Linked DNA regions of Homo sapiens: region 1 is linked to region 2. The links are chromatin contacts, found by Hi-C in ENCODE. All regions are on one chromosome and are shown on one strand. The core of a region is the stretch at or near the end of the contact, and the rest is flanking DNA. Distances in the headings are between cores, read along the strand shown.

Region 1 (6,108 bases), core at 2,179-4,678, 2.0 Mb before region 2:
ACTCTAACTCAACATTTAACTTTATTCTTCCACCTACATCTTACGAAAGATTTAACAATCAACAATATTCTAAATGAAACTTGTCCTCAAAAATACTATTGTAGGCTCTAAGGGGAAATATCTTAAACTTAAGTATGATTTATAACTGAAAACTTCAAAGAAAACAGGGTTTGAATCATTAAAGAGTAAATATTTGAGTGGAAAGAAACAGGTTTATTGGTTTTTTTTTAAGTTGTACTTTAAATATTTTCAAGAGTTCAGCTACTGGTATGGAAAATTCCTCTAGTTACACACTAAAGAAGTAAGCACAAATTAAGTACAAAAAACTTCATACCCTCAACATTTGGTGTAACGTGGCAAAAAATGTTCGTTACCACAATATTAAGAAATATCAACAATATGAGTTTGAATAACTAATTCATAAGGAAGAGTTTGAACTGGACGAAATCCTGGGTTTTCTTTCTTCACTCCAAGTTTCTTTTCTATTTTAAACTAGTGGCAACAGCAATTTCTTTGTTTGAAAGTCAGGAATGCTGGAAATCTTAAGTGATAGAACAGGTAGCTGGGCTTCTACTTCACGTCTCTCCTCAGAGGGAGAAAATAATTGTGGATAAAGTAATTTTCTTTGTATTTCTGGAAAAATCATTTTTCCCATCAATCTTCATAATTCTCTAAAATAAACTGTTAAAAAGTTATAGGCTGGTCGGCTACCTCACCCTGATTTGTGGAAACACTATACAGTAATTTCAAGAACACATGGCTAACTGAAGTTTTCTAAAGGTCTAAAAGTTGCTCCTAACGCCTTCATAAAACTCTAGGAGAATTTTACAAGCTCACGATAGATTTCTGCATCTCATCTGCAATATTTTGCTACATAACAATAATAAAAATAGTCTAGCTTCAAGAGTCACACTGCATGCTATCAAATTTATTATTAAGGTATTGTACATTTTCAACTATGGAAAAAACTGTGTGCTGCACAAAGTGCTTAAGAACTACATTAGAAATAAAATGGAAATAAGAAGTTAAGAATTTACCATTTCATTAAGATGAAGAGAATGACCAAAAAAAAAAAAAAAAAAGATTCCTCTCTTCTTTGCTAACGTTGAGATGTTTGCCCTACTCAAATTAGGTGGGACAAAGTAATCACAACTCAGAGGGCACAGAGTGAAAGGCAGAATTTGTAATTTAAAGTATATGATTCACATTCGAATCCACATTAATTAAGATTTAAAAATTCAAGAGATAGGCAACTCAGATAATTAAAAGCAGGGAGCAATCAGAAATACTGAACAGCAAGCAGTTCCTAAACCATATAAATTCAATAAGTTCAAGACAAATAAAATAAAAATCAGAAACCATTTTCCCCTCAGCACACAGAGTTCCCCAGAATCACAAACTTGATGAACTGGAGGCACTCACTCTGCTGACGCACACACGCAGGCTCGCGCACACAATGGAGCGAGAAGCATGGAGACCCTCAGAGACAAACTTCACATGTGCATCGTTTTACTCTCCACAGAATGGAAAGAAGAGCACGGTGAGAAAATGTCACTTTTTCCCAGATCAAACAGCAAAACTGTACTTAGTATTGTGAACTATGAATTCCCTTGATACAATCAAAGGCAGAACTGAATGAATGGGGTGTGGGGCAGGGTGCGTGGGGAAAAGAAGGAGGGAAGGAGAGGGGAGGCCGCCTGAGAGGAAGAAAGTTTAAGGCATTTTGCAAGGCTTGAGTGGATTAATCTTTTTTTTTAAGCCCTACTATTTCCTATTTCCCTTTCTCTCTCTCTCTTTATTTAATATACACTAACTTCCTGAGACTCAACCCAGACTTGCCCTAAATGCAGCTGAAATGTCTGGTGTTTAGGACACACCAAGAGTTCTAGGTGCACAAATAAATCCCATTTTGGGAAAGAATTTAAAAATCACTTTTGTGGACATTCATAAAATGAGAACACTGAAAAAAAAAAAAAAACTCCATGTATCAATAAGTAAATTGAGGCCCCAGTCTACAGCTCTTTGATTTCTACTAGAAATATAAGCTATTTACTATAAACATTTTATTTTTGAACTTCAAAAAAGTTTGTTTTCACATTTTAGATCATGAAAGACTGAGGCTTCAGTGGTTTTAGCCCCTAAATGGGTTGTTTAGGCCATCTAGCAAAGGAAAAAAAAATAGAACATGAATGCTTTAAAAAGTTAGTAAATTTGGATAACACTTAGCAGATAGCCTAAAATGCACCGATTTAAAAACATAACAGCATAAAAAGTTTTCTGACATAGCTTATCTTTAATAAAATGAAAATATAATGGGAGGGGGTTGGGCTGGGTAGACTTCGAGTAACAAGTTGGGTCCCATGCAGTAGTCCCTTGTCCAAGACAAAAAGCTTCCTTTAACCACATGTAACAGTCATCTTGTGGGAAAGGCACGGAGGGGGCTGAGAAGTCATCACCTCAGTGACTCTGAACAGAACCAGCATTTCTCACGCCACACTATGGGCTGGGCTAGGTCGGGGAGCAAGCTACAACTTTGCCCTTAAGCAGCAGTACCGAAAGGGAGAAAGAGGTCACCTCTCTCTTAGCCCTACGCACACAGGAAGAGCCCAATTCAAGCCGCCGCCGCCGCCACCCCTGGTGTTGCCCCGCCCCAACTTGAGTGTGTGTTTGGGGTGGGGGGTGTAGGGCACTCACTACTCGCGTTATACCCCACAAATTCCAAGGCACTTCCATCTCTCCCAGGTTAAGTTCCGCCCCCCCATCCCCAACCGTGCCAAGCTCAGCAGGCGCAGGTGTCTGTGGCTCTGGCCTATTTTTATACCCCCAACCGCCCTCAATCTCCACCTAGTTGCGCGCTCCAGTCCCGCCTCGCCTTCCCAGCGAAGAGCACTACCTAGCCTACACACCAGGAAACACCTCCAGCCCTACTCCCAGGTCACCTGGCCATAGTGACCGGCCCTGCCCTCAGGGGAGCCCTGGGGCCGTCCCTTGTCGCCGGTGCCCAGCACCGAGGGCGCACCGGGCTCCCAAGCAGTCACGTGGGCGGCGGGGGCGGCCTGCGCTTCCTCACCTGCATCCCAGGCACTTGGACAGCCACCGGCGAGTGGGCCATGGAGGCGAATGCTGCCTCGCTCCGCTTCTGCGGCGGTGGCGCCTTGGGTTCGGACTGGCTCCTCCCTCCGGGGGTAGTTCGGCGGCCCTCCCAGGCTTTTCGATCGGGGCCTGGGAGGACACACAAAAGTGGGGTTACTGGGCTGGCGGCGCGTAGCCCGGGGCTAGGAGGTGGGCTGTTAGCGGCGCAGCTCCCTGGGACTCAGTCTACCTTTCTGGCGCCCGCCCGCCGCTGAAGCAGCCGCCTCCGCTGCTGCTCCTCTTCCTGAACGCCGAGCGCTGTGAGTGGTGGTGGCTGGGACCTGGGCTCGAGTGATGCCGCTCCTCTGCGCCTCGCCGCTTTAGGAAGAGGAGGTGGAGGCGCCCCAGCCACCCGCCTGCTCGCCTGGCCTGGGAGGCGGTTGGGGGCGGTTCCGCCGTTGGCCCTGCCCCCGCCCCGCAGCCGGGCGGTGTCGCGGGAGCCAAGGCTCCAGGCAGCGAAGAGGTTTGGCTGGGGTTGCTGGAGTCTGAGAAGCTGGAGACTCTCCCGGCACGCGGAGAGGAGAACCCGGGGACCCGGAGACCTGGGACATGGCTGGGCCTGGGAAGAGAATGGAAGAGTTTGGGAAACCCTGAGGGTATGAGGGCGCCCCAGATGCGGCCACGTTGCAGGGAGGCGTGCGAGGCTGGGGCACACGCAGCCTCGGAGACGACTTGAGCTGAAACTTGGGGAGTGTTGGAAGTCTTTCTTGGCTCCCCGGCCTGGCCAAGGGTAGGATTACAGATAGCCGCGGAGTCGGTGGACCCCCGCTTTTTCCCGCCATCTGGTCTCCTCAGCTGGGGGTCGCGCCTCTGGGCAGATCTGTGGCCACACTCTTGCTTTCCGAGTTCCCTGACCCCAAACATGCTTCAGGTGACTTCAACTTAAGGTTCCCCCTACCTCCTGGGCTATCCCTTGCAGAACGGCCAAACTAGGGCTTCTCTCTACCACAAGTTCTGCACGTGTAAGGCAGAGGGAAATTGGAAAACAGATGGTACATCGGCAGAAAAATTAATGAGGATAGTAGAGGCTTGGGAAATGAGATTGGATCGTTAGCAGTACAGGTTATTGAAATCAGCATACACTGCAGTGGTTTTGGTAACTCCCTGCCTCCGCCCCATTTTAAGTTCTACTCCAGGAGAGGGAGACAGGCTCTTTTGAGAGTACTCTAACAGTAGCGACAGTAACACTGGTAATAATAGTAACAGGAATTTCATTATGAAGGCACCTTTGGGAACACGTAAGGGGTTAATTACTTTTTAAAAAAGTAATAGTCGAGTGCCAGTTTAAAATGAAGATGAAGTTCCTTACCTTGAAATTTGTTATGGGTCTCTACGCACCACACGGTGGGGGGCCTCTAGTGGTAAAAGATAGTTTCTCTTCTTCCTTTTAAATCTTTTTCAGAGAATAGTATATAATTCTTATCAATATCGTTATTATTAATGGATATTATTTTCATTGTGCCAGGGACTGCTAAGTGCTTTCTATGTGTTATTAATACCTTACTGAACCTGTACAAGGGCCTTCTGGAGTCTTATTGATTTCCCCTCATTTTACAGATGAAGAAAAAGGCTCAACCAGGTTAAATAATTTGACCGAAATGTCACGCAATTAAGAAGTGGTACAGCTGGGAATTCAGACGCAGGTCCCTCTGACTGGTGATAAACTTACTACTTTCTCTATGGTTTCTGTTTGTGTTTAATGATGATAAAAGGTACAATTGCATTTTCCTTACTCCTAGTTCCCCAAGTCCAGCCCTTCACTATTTCTAACCTAATGTTAGGCTCCAATCTAGTCTCGATTTCCCACCAACCCAGCTCACAACATTGCCAGCCTGACCGGAAACCTGCAGTGCCACCTAAACTTTTAATGTCCATAGAAATCCGAGGGTTCTTTTGCTCCCTCAAAAGCGCAGATTTTTATCTCCCATGTCTGGACTGGGCCCAAGATTCTGCAATGCTAACAAGCTCTCACATGGTGATGATGTTTAGATCACACTTTTAAGTCGCAAGGGTCTGAATCAAGCTCCATCATTTAAGACCTGTCTCAAATCTCACCTCCATTGACCCTTCCTAGTTGCTCCAAGCCCTCCTTCAAACTCCTCCAATGTGAGCAGCGCTCACACTGTAGTTCTTTCTTCTTATTTCATATATTTCATTTGTTTTGTGTGCCCATATTAGGTCCTTGAGGGCAGAGATCCAGCCTCTCTTACATGAGAATGATTCAGGTAGGATGGCAGGAGTCTGAGGGCAAGCTTTTTATACATTTTGTCCATTGCTGTATCCCCAGAGACTAGGTTCATGGCATGTAGTAGGCCCTCAATAAATAATTGTTGAATGAATGAATGAACTTCTTTTGAATTCTCCACTGAGGTTACTAGGTGCATAATGTATACACTATATATTTTATTGATGTCAGGTTAAACCCCTAGGCATTGCCCTTACTGAACATTTAAATTGTTCAGTTTATTGTGTGTTACATCTTTCATTATTTAGTCTCCAAAATTCTTTCCTGCTAGTTTAATTTCACAACTACTTATGAGCCAGTTGTATAATTTTGATAGATAAGTAAATTAAGCATATCAGAGAAATGACTTTCTCTGACATCATTCTGGGCCAGAGTTATGTAACTATGTGGAAGAATAAAAGCTTAATGCTGAGACCTGGAATATTGAGACATTTCCTGAAAGACATTGCATTTGAGATCTTAGTGAGCTTTTTAGCCTTTATTTAGGTTTACTGCTATTAAATAAAGCATCAGTTGTTGTTATAATTGATAGAGATCACTTGAGTTTTTACATGGGATTGCTTGTGGGCTTTTAAATGATTTTTCCTGTGTGTGTGTGTGTGTGTGTCTGTGTCTGTGTGTGTGTGTGTATCTATAAATTAAATCTTGTGAAGGTGTCAACATTTGAAAACAATTCAAATTTTATGAGCATTAGAAACTTTTTTTCCACTTTGAACTGGATTATTTCTCAA
Region 2 (6,414 bases), core at 3,352-5,851:
CAGTTTCTCCCCCACCCTACTTTTACCCCATATATTCCTTCTCTCTTGCCCCAACCTTAGTGATTCCAGCATGAAATTGTAAAGAGCTTTAAGAGTTCTTCAAAGTTTACTTTGGAAAACATTGTCCTAGAGATTTCAAGGTTTGACTTTTTCCTTAGCTGGCCCTTACATGGGACCAGTGATGATCACCTTTCTTTTCCTTTCATTGCTCAACCAGCCCTCTTCCTGACTTCTCTTTCTTGCCTTCCTTCCCTCTAGTGTCCAAGTCCTTTTTTCCCATAATTCTGTTTCTCTCAAAGAAGCCCTTCCCTACAACCCATAATCCAACCAATAGTGTCCTGAGATCCTCCACTCCCTGTACTGAACATTTTTTTCTTTTTTCTTTTTTTGTTTTTTTGTTTTTTTGTTTTTGTTTTTGAGATGGACTCTCGCTCTGTTGCCCAGGCTGGAGTGCAGTGGCACGATCTTGGCACACTGCAACCTCCACCTCCCAGGTTCAAGCAATTCTTGTGCCTCCACCTCCCAAGTAGCTAGGATTACAGGCACGCCCCACCACACCTGGCTAATTTTTGTGATTTTAGTAGAAACGGGGTTTCACCATGTTGGCCAGGCTGGTCTTGAACTCCTGACCTCAAGTGATCTGCCTGCCTTGGCCTCCCAAACTGCTGGGGTTACAGGAGTGAGCCACTGCACCCGGCCCATTTTTTTCTATTTCATGAACTGCATCATAAATGAAGCAGAGCCCTGTGGAGGACCCCTCTTTTCTTCCCAAGAATGTCTATGTCACTGAGAAAGGGATCCTCCCTCTTTATCTACGCTTTCCTGGCAAATCAAAATAGCCAGACCCACATGAGTGTTTTTGGTGCAGCCATCATGTCTTGTGGAACTCCCTCCACTCTGCCCTATGCAGACTCCAGCAGCAGAGCTTGCCAGGGCCTTAGCTTTTCTCTGCCCTATGCCAACGATTTGTTTTGCTGTCCCTTCCTTATTGGCCTTTTCTAAAAATTTGCTGTCCCTTCCTTATTGGCCTATTCTAAAAAAATTTTTTAAAAATCCTCCTGAACTCAGACAAGGGAGAGGTGAAACCCCTCTCCTTCCTCATCAATGACTTACAGCCAGGACAAAAATAAACTGGGCCGGATGGATCACCTGAGGTCAGGAGTTCAAGACCAGCCTGGCCAACATGGCGAAACCCTGTCTCTACTAAAAATACAAAAAATTAGCCAGGCGTGGTGGCGGGCACCTGCAGTCCCAGCTACTCTGGAGGGTAAGGCAGGAGAATCACCGGAACCCAGGAGGCGGAGGTTACAGTGAGCTGAGATTGTAGCACTGCACTCCAGCCTGGGCGACTGAGACTCCATCTAAAAAAAAAAAAGAAAAGAAAAGAAACCTAACCACCCTTGTTGCAAAGCTGGTATCAGGATCAGCCCTCTTAAGGTCAATTTTAGTCAGGATCTGTGCCCCAAGGCCTGTACCTTTCATCCCTCACATCTGCCCCAAGGGCAGTTGCCTAAGTTGCCCTGTCAAAAGATGTCCGCCTAACAACATCCTCATGACTTAGTCAAGATGGCCACATCCCTAAACTCTACTATCAACCTTCAGATTCTCTTAACTTGACTCACCAAGCCCCTTGCTCTTCCCAGCTACCTCAATCTTTGCTACTAACTTTTCGCCTCCATCGAAATTTTACAGGCTCCTCCCCAGCCTTTTGCTTCTATTTGGAGCCCCGGGATGATTCTTAAAATTAGGTTATCCCATTTAATCCCCAGTGGAATCCCCCAAATTTCTCTCCTACATACTGTCATCTTTAGTACCACATGGTGACATCACCATTCAATTAAAGTACCCTAAACTGTGCACCAGACATCCTCCACTGTGCCATCTACCATCTTCCCCAAAATAAAGCTCCCTCAATTCCAACATTCAAGGACAGGACATATCAACAGAAAAGTAAATAACCTTAAAACTCCCTTCCAACCTTGAAATTTTATAATCAACCTAATCCACTCCCAACCCCAAATGCAATCCACATTTATTTTCCCATGTAACTCAACGGCGTGCTTTTGAGAAAGAGCCTTCTAAGTTGAAAGAACCACAGGGCTAACCACTGTAACGCTAACCTACAACTCATCTCCAGAAGTCTTACTGAAGATTTTTGCAATTGTACTCCACCTCTGTACCACAGGGACGACCTCCAAACTGCCTTAACAGTAGTCAAGCTGTGGCACAAAGTTACCGGGCCCCCTTCCCACACTAACGTAAAGAGCCTCTAAACCCTGGGCTAGATGCTTGCTCGCCAAAGGATGCCTGTCTTTACTGTCTACTCCAGGAGACACCAAGAATGAATATCACCCCATCGACAGTTTCGATCAGCCAACATTGAAAATTTCAAAACAATAAAACAAAAACATAGTGCTTCCACTCAGGGAGGGAGGAGGTGCGAGCGGAATAGAAGGGCACCCCCACGGGCCTGTGCTGTTGGCCTCCCGGGTTTGCAGTGTTTCCCTCCCACCTTTCCCCTCGACCACGTCTTTCCCTACAACAATCTCCCGCACCTCCATAACGCGAAATCCCCAGCCGAGGTGCGGCCGGCTCCTCCCAGCCTTGCCCCGGACGTCCCTCTGGCCCAGCCTTCCTCTCGGCGGGACCCCGGCGAGGAGGGCCCCCTCCACCGACCAGTTCACCTCCCTATCCCTTCCCCGGCCTCTTGGCGCCCCTGCAGGGCTCTGTCCCGAAACCGAACCTCGAGGAGCCAAGCCCACGAGGCCAGTCGCGGGACCCACACCCCCCTTCCTTCTCCCAGCACCTCGTCCTCCATGCACCCGGCCCCCGGGGCTCCTCGTCGTCGTCGTCCCGGCTCGTACCGCCCCCCGTCGGGGGCTCCACCCCCCCGCCTGCCCCCGCCCCCAGGACGGCCCCCTCCCCACCGCGCGCCGCCTGCGCCCTCTGCCCCGGCACGGGACTCTCTTTGGCCTCCGTTCCCCGCCCAGAAGCGGCGGCGGCGGCGGCGGCAACGGCTGCGGCGGCCCCAGCAGGAGCAGCAGCGGCGGCGGCGGCAGCGGCGGCGGCAGCAGCGCCGCCCCCGGCCCCGCCCCGCCGCCCGCCGGAGCCCCACGCCCCGCCCGCCCGCCCCGCCGCCGGACTGCTCCCCCCGAAGCCCACCACTAAGCCCTCCCACTCCCCGGCCGCGATCCGCTCGAATCCAGCTCCGCTGGGCCTGCTGTCCGTCCCTCACGCCCCTTAGGACCCGGGGTGGGGGAGCCCTGGGGTTCGCGGCCATCCCTCTCCCTCCTTCTCCAAGGGCCGGGGGATTGCCCCTGATCCCGAAACCCGGCCCCGTAACCGGAGCCTCCCTCCTTCCAGCCCTCGGCTTCGCTCGCCGACCCCTTGCCTCCAGGCCTGGCGCGAAGCGGGTGGAGGGCTTGCACGCCGGATCTCCCCTCTGGCTTGCCGGTGCTAGTATGAATTGCCCCCGATCTCATCTTCCTTCAATTTAAGCCCCCTCCCCGCCGCGCCCGGCCCGGCGGCCCCCGCCCCTAGAGCGAGGGCAGCGGAGCCAGGGCGCTCCGAAGTCATCCCCCGCCTTTTTTCCAGGGACTCGGATAATTGCCCCTGCCCCCATCACAGCACTCCCACTCCCGAACCCAGGCCCCGCCGCCACCTAGGGGTACCCCTTACCCTACGATTCCCGCACCCCAGCGCCGGGAAGAAAGCAGCCCTGAAGAGCACCCGTCGCACCTCCCCTCTGAGGTTGGAGGGCATTTTCTCCCGGTCTCTTCAACACTTCATCACGGACACCCCCCCCCCCCAAAAAAAAGCCTTTTCTCGCCCTGCCCTGCTAGCCAGCCTCCCTTCGGATCGTCGGATCCTTGGATCGGGGGTTGGAGTCAGGTAGTTAACAAGACCATAGCCTCCACCTCCCTTTCCGAGGAGTGGGGTAATTCCTATGGTTTCCCCCCCAGGATCAACCGACCCCCGTTTCCATGGAGACCCCCGCCCAGCCGGGAAGAAGACTCTCTTGGATCGTGGCGAACGAGTCTCACCTGGCTAAGAGAGAAGGGGGTCGAGAAGGGGGTAGGGCAAGTCAGGGGATGGGGTACGAAGGTGGGAAGTGGAAGGGAGCTGTCCCGAAGGGAGGGGCGAAGACATACCCAGCTCCAGGGAGCGCTACGTCCGGGGACACGAAGAGGACGGCGCCCCCGGGGGGCAAGCCGAGCGGCCGCAGGGAAAAGAAGGAACAGGGTTGGAGAAAGGCTTAAGATAGAAAGAAGCGGGTGGGGGGATACGAAAAAGCCGGGGAGTCAAAAGGGGTGGAGGGATTGGGGGAGAGAGAAAAAAGACGCACCTGTTCCCGGGTCGGCTCCGCGGGGAGGCTCAGGCCGCCACCCGGGCTCCCTCTTACTCCCTCTTAACCGCCACCCGCCTAATACTGCCCCGATCTGATGCCCCCCTCCGCCCCTTATCGCCACCGACCTCCTTCTCCTCTCTCTCGGCGGCGGCGGCGGTCGGACTCTAGGAACTGAGAGGAAGAAGGGAGGGCTCAGCAAAGCGGAGGAGAGACAGAGCCACACACTGGCAGCAGCCGCGGCGAGCGAAAGAGTGAGGGGGAGAGCGGTGTGTGTGTGTGTCTGTGTGCGAGCGAAGCCTGGTGGAGTGGGTGCCGGTCGCAGGGCTCGACGGGAAGTGGAGTCCGGCTGGGTCCGCGGGCGGCGCCAACCCCCGCTCCACCGGACTACAACTCCCAGAATGCGGCCTACGCGGGTGGGGGGGAATGGGGAGGAGGAGGCGAAGGGAGGGAGCGAGCAAGAGAGGGAGGGACGAAAGCAGGGAGCAAGCGGCGGCGAAGGGGGCAGAGCCAAGCAGCCCCGGTGACACTGGGAGGGGAGGAGAGGAGGAGGGGATCGCTGAGAGGACCGAGCGGATTCCGGAGAGGGAGGCAGCAGTGGCTGCAGCAAGCCGGGCAAAAAGCTAGACTCCTGGGAGAGGCGGAGGCGCTCAATCTGCGGGGCTGCAGGAGCCCCACGTCCCCCCCCACCTCGACGCCCCTCGAAGGGGGAGGTTGAGGAAGGGAGAGGGTCAGTGAGCCGCGGCCAAAGGGTTCTCTCTCTTTCTTCCAACGTTCTCCACCTTATGCCCCGACCTGACTTTCTCAGGCCACTGGTGCCGATCCAGTGTGCAAATCTCGAGACCCCAGATCTCCTCTGCCGGGCAGCGGAGAACAGACGCATTCAGTCCCCTTCTCCCAGGGGCCTGAGGGAGGCTCCCCTTGCAGGCAGGGCGTGACTCCCCCTTCTTCCCGCTCCCCCCCCCACCGTCGTCGCCACCCCCCCATCTCCCTCCCCGGAACCCCTCCCCTGAAGCCGGGGCTCGCCTCTCTCTCTCCCCGCCAAGACACGGAGTCCTTCTGGGGACGACTACCCAGCCCCCTCCCTTATACTGGGCCCCTACCCACCAGTATCCCCTTCTTAGCGTTGCCCCCTCACCGAAATAATGGTGGGGGCGACCCGAGTTGGACTGGTGGCTACTTTCCCTCCAAGGCTAGCCGTCCTTCGCCACGCCGACCCTGTGTAGAAATAGAGAAGCATATTAATACTCCCGTCCCCCCTCCCCCCCAGATTTGAATACCCGTGGAAGTGGCTCACAAGAAAGAGGGGTTGGTAGTGGAAGTGAGCTAGGGGTGAATCCCAATCTTCAAACCTCATCCCTCCCATGGAAATCCAGGTATTCGCCTTTTGCTTAAAAGCCATTAAATCGCTTGGGTGGGGGGTAAATTATCTAAACCCCAATGTCCATGCGACTCGAAGCGACGCTACCTTGTAGGAATAAGATACGAACTAGGTTGCCGCCACGGGAAGGAAAGTATCCCCCACCCCCGTCGCCGTCCACCCCCAAAAACACATACCCCTAGGAGAGTCAGATGGCTGAAGAAGGGGGAAGGCGGTGGGAGTGCTGGAGAGTAAAAGGACTGTGGCGGGGAGGGTCCGCGGCCCCCACTACGAGAGCAGAATCCAGATGCTAAGAGGTGGGTGGGGGGTGCGGCACAATCGCAGACTGTGTCTTTCCTCGCTTTTCCCGGAATCGCCGCCCGATCACCGTCTAACACTCGGAGTTGCTTACCACTCAGTCCCCTAGCCCCATTTGTGCGCGTGAGGCGGCCAGAGCCCGGGAAGCCCGGGCACAAACTCCGCGGAAGCTGGCCTTCGCTGCCGCCGCGCCGCCGCGGGCCTCCCTCCCTCCGCTCGCGGCCCCGCCGATCTACCTTCGCCCCCGGCCGAGGCCAGACCCCGCTCACAACTCCACGCCCCTACTCCACCCCCGGCTCTCCCTCCCCTCGCCCTCTCCCTGCGGGTCCGGCCCAGCCCCTAGCGCCGCCCCGCCCTACCGCTCGGTCCAGAGCCCAGCAAGTGCCCCGAA

The links. A loop is a pair of places that touch in the nucleus more often than their neighbours do. Pooled maps may share reads with other maps.
Region 1: a pooled map shows a loop between it and region 2 (8-fold over the local background). The contact joins the promoter of STK26 here to the promoter of BCORL1 in region 2. A Hi-C loop is called at or near these places in 2 of 37 single-sample maps with no recorded cell type and 5 of 50 pooled maps.

What each region holds. Positions count from the first base shown.
Region 1 is chrX:132,020,622-132,026,729 of GRCh38, reverse strand. It overlaps STK26 (serine/threonine kinase 26), which reads right to left and starts at 3,428. Exons shown (of 12, transcript NM_016542.4): 1 at 3,323-3,428; 2 at 3,071-3,222. The coding sequence starts at 3,112. RefSeq lists enhancers at 2,747-2,816, 2,786-3,333, 3,187-3,346, 3,797-3,846, 3,334-3,880 and a silencer at 3,387-3,636.
Region 2 is chrX:129,980,822-129,987,235 of GRCh38, reverse strand. BCORL1 (BCL6 corepressor like 1) reads right to left here and starts at 4,601. Exons shown (of 14, transcript NM_001379451.1): 1 at 4,474-4,601. RefSeq lists a silencer at 3,536-3,772.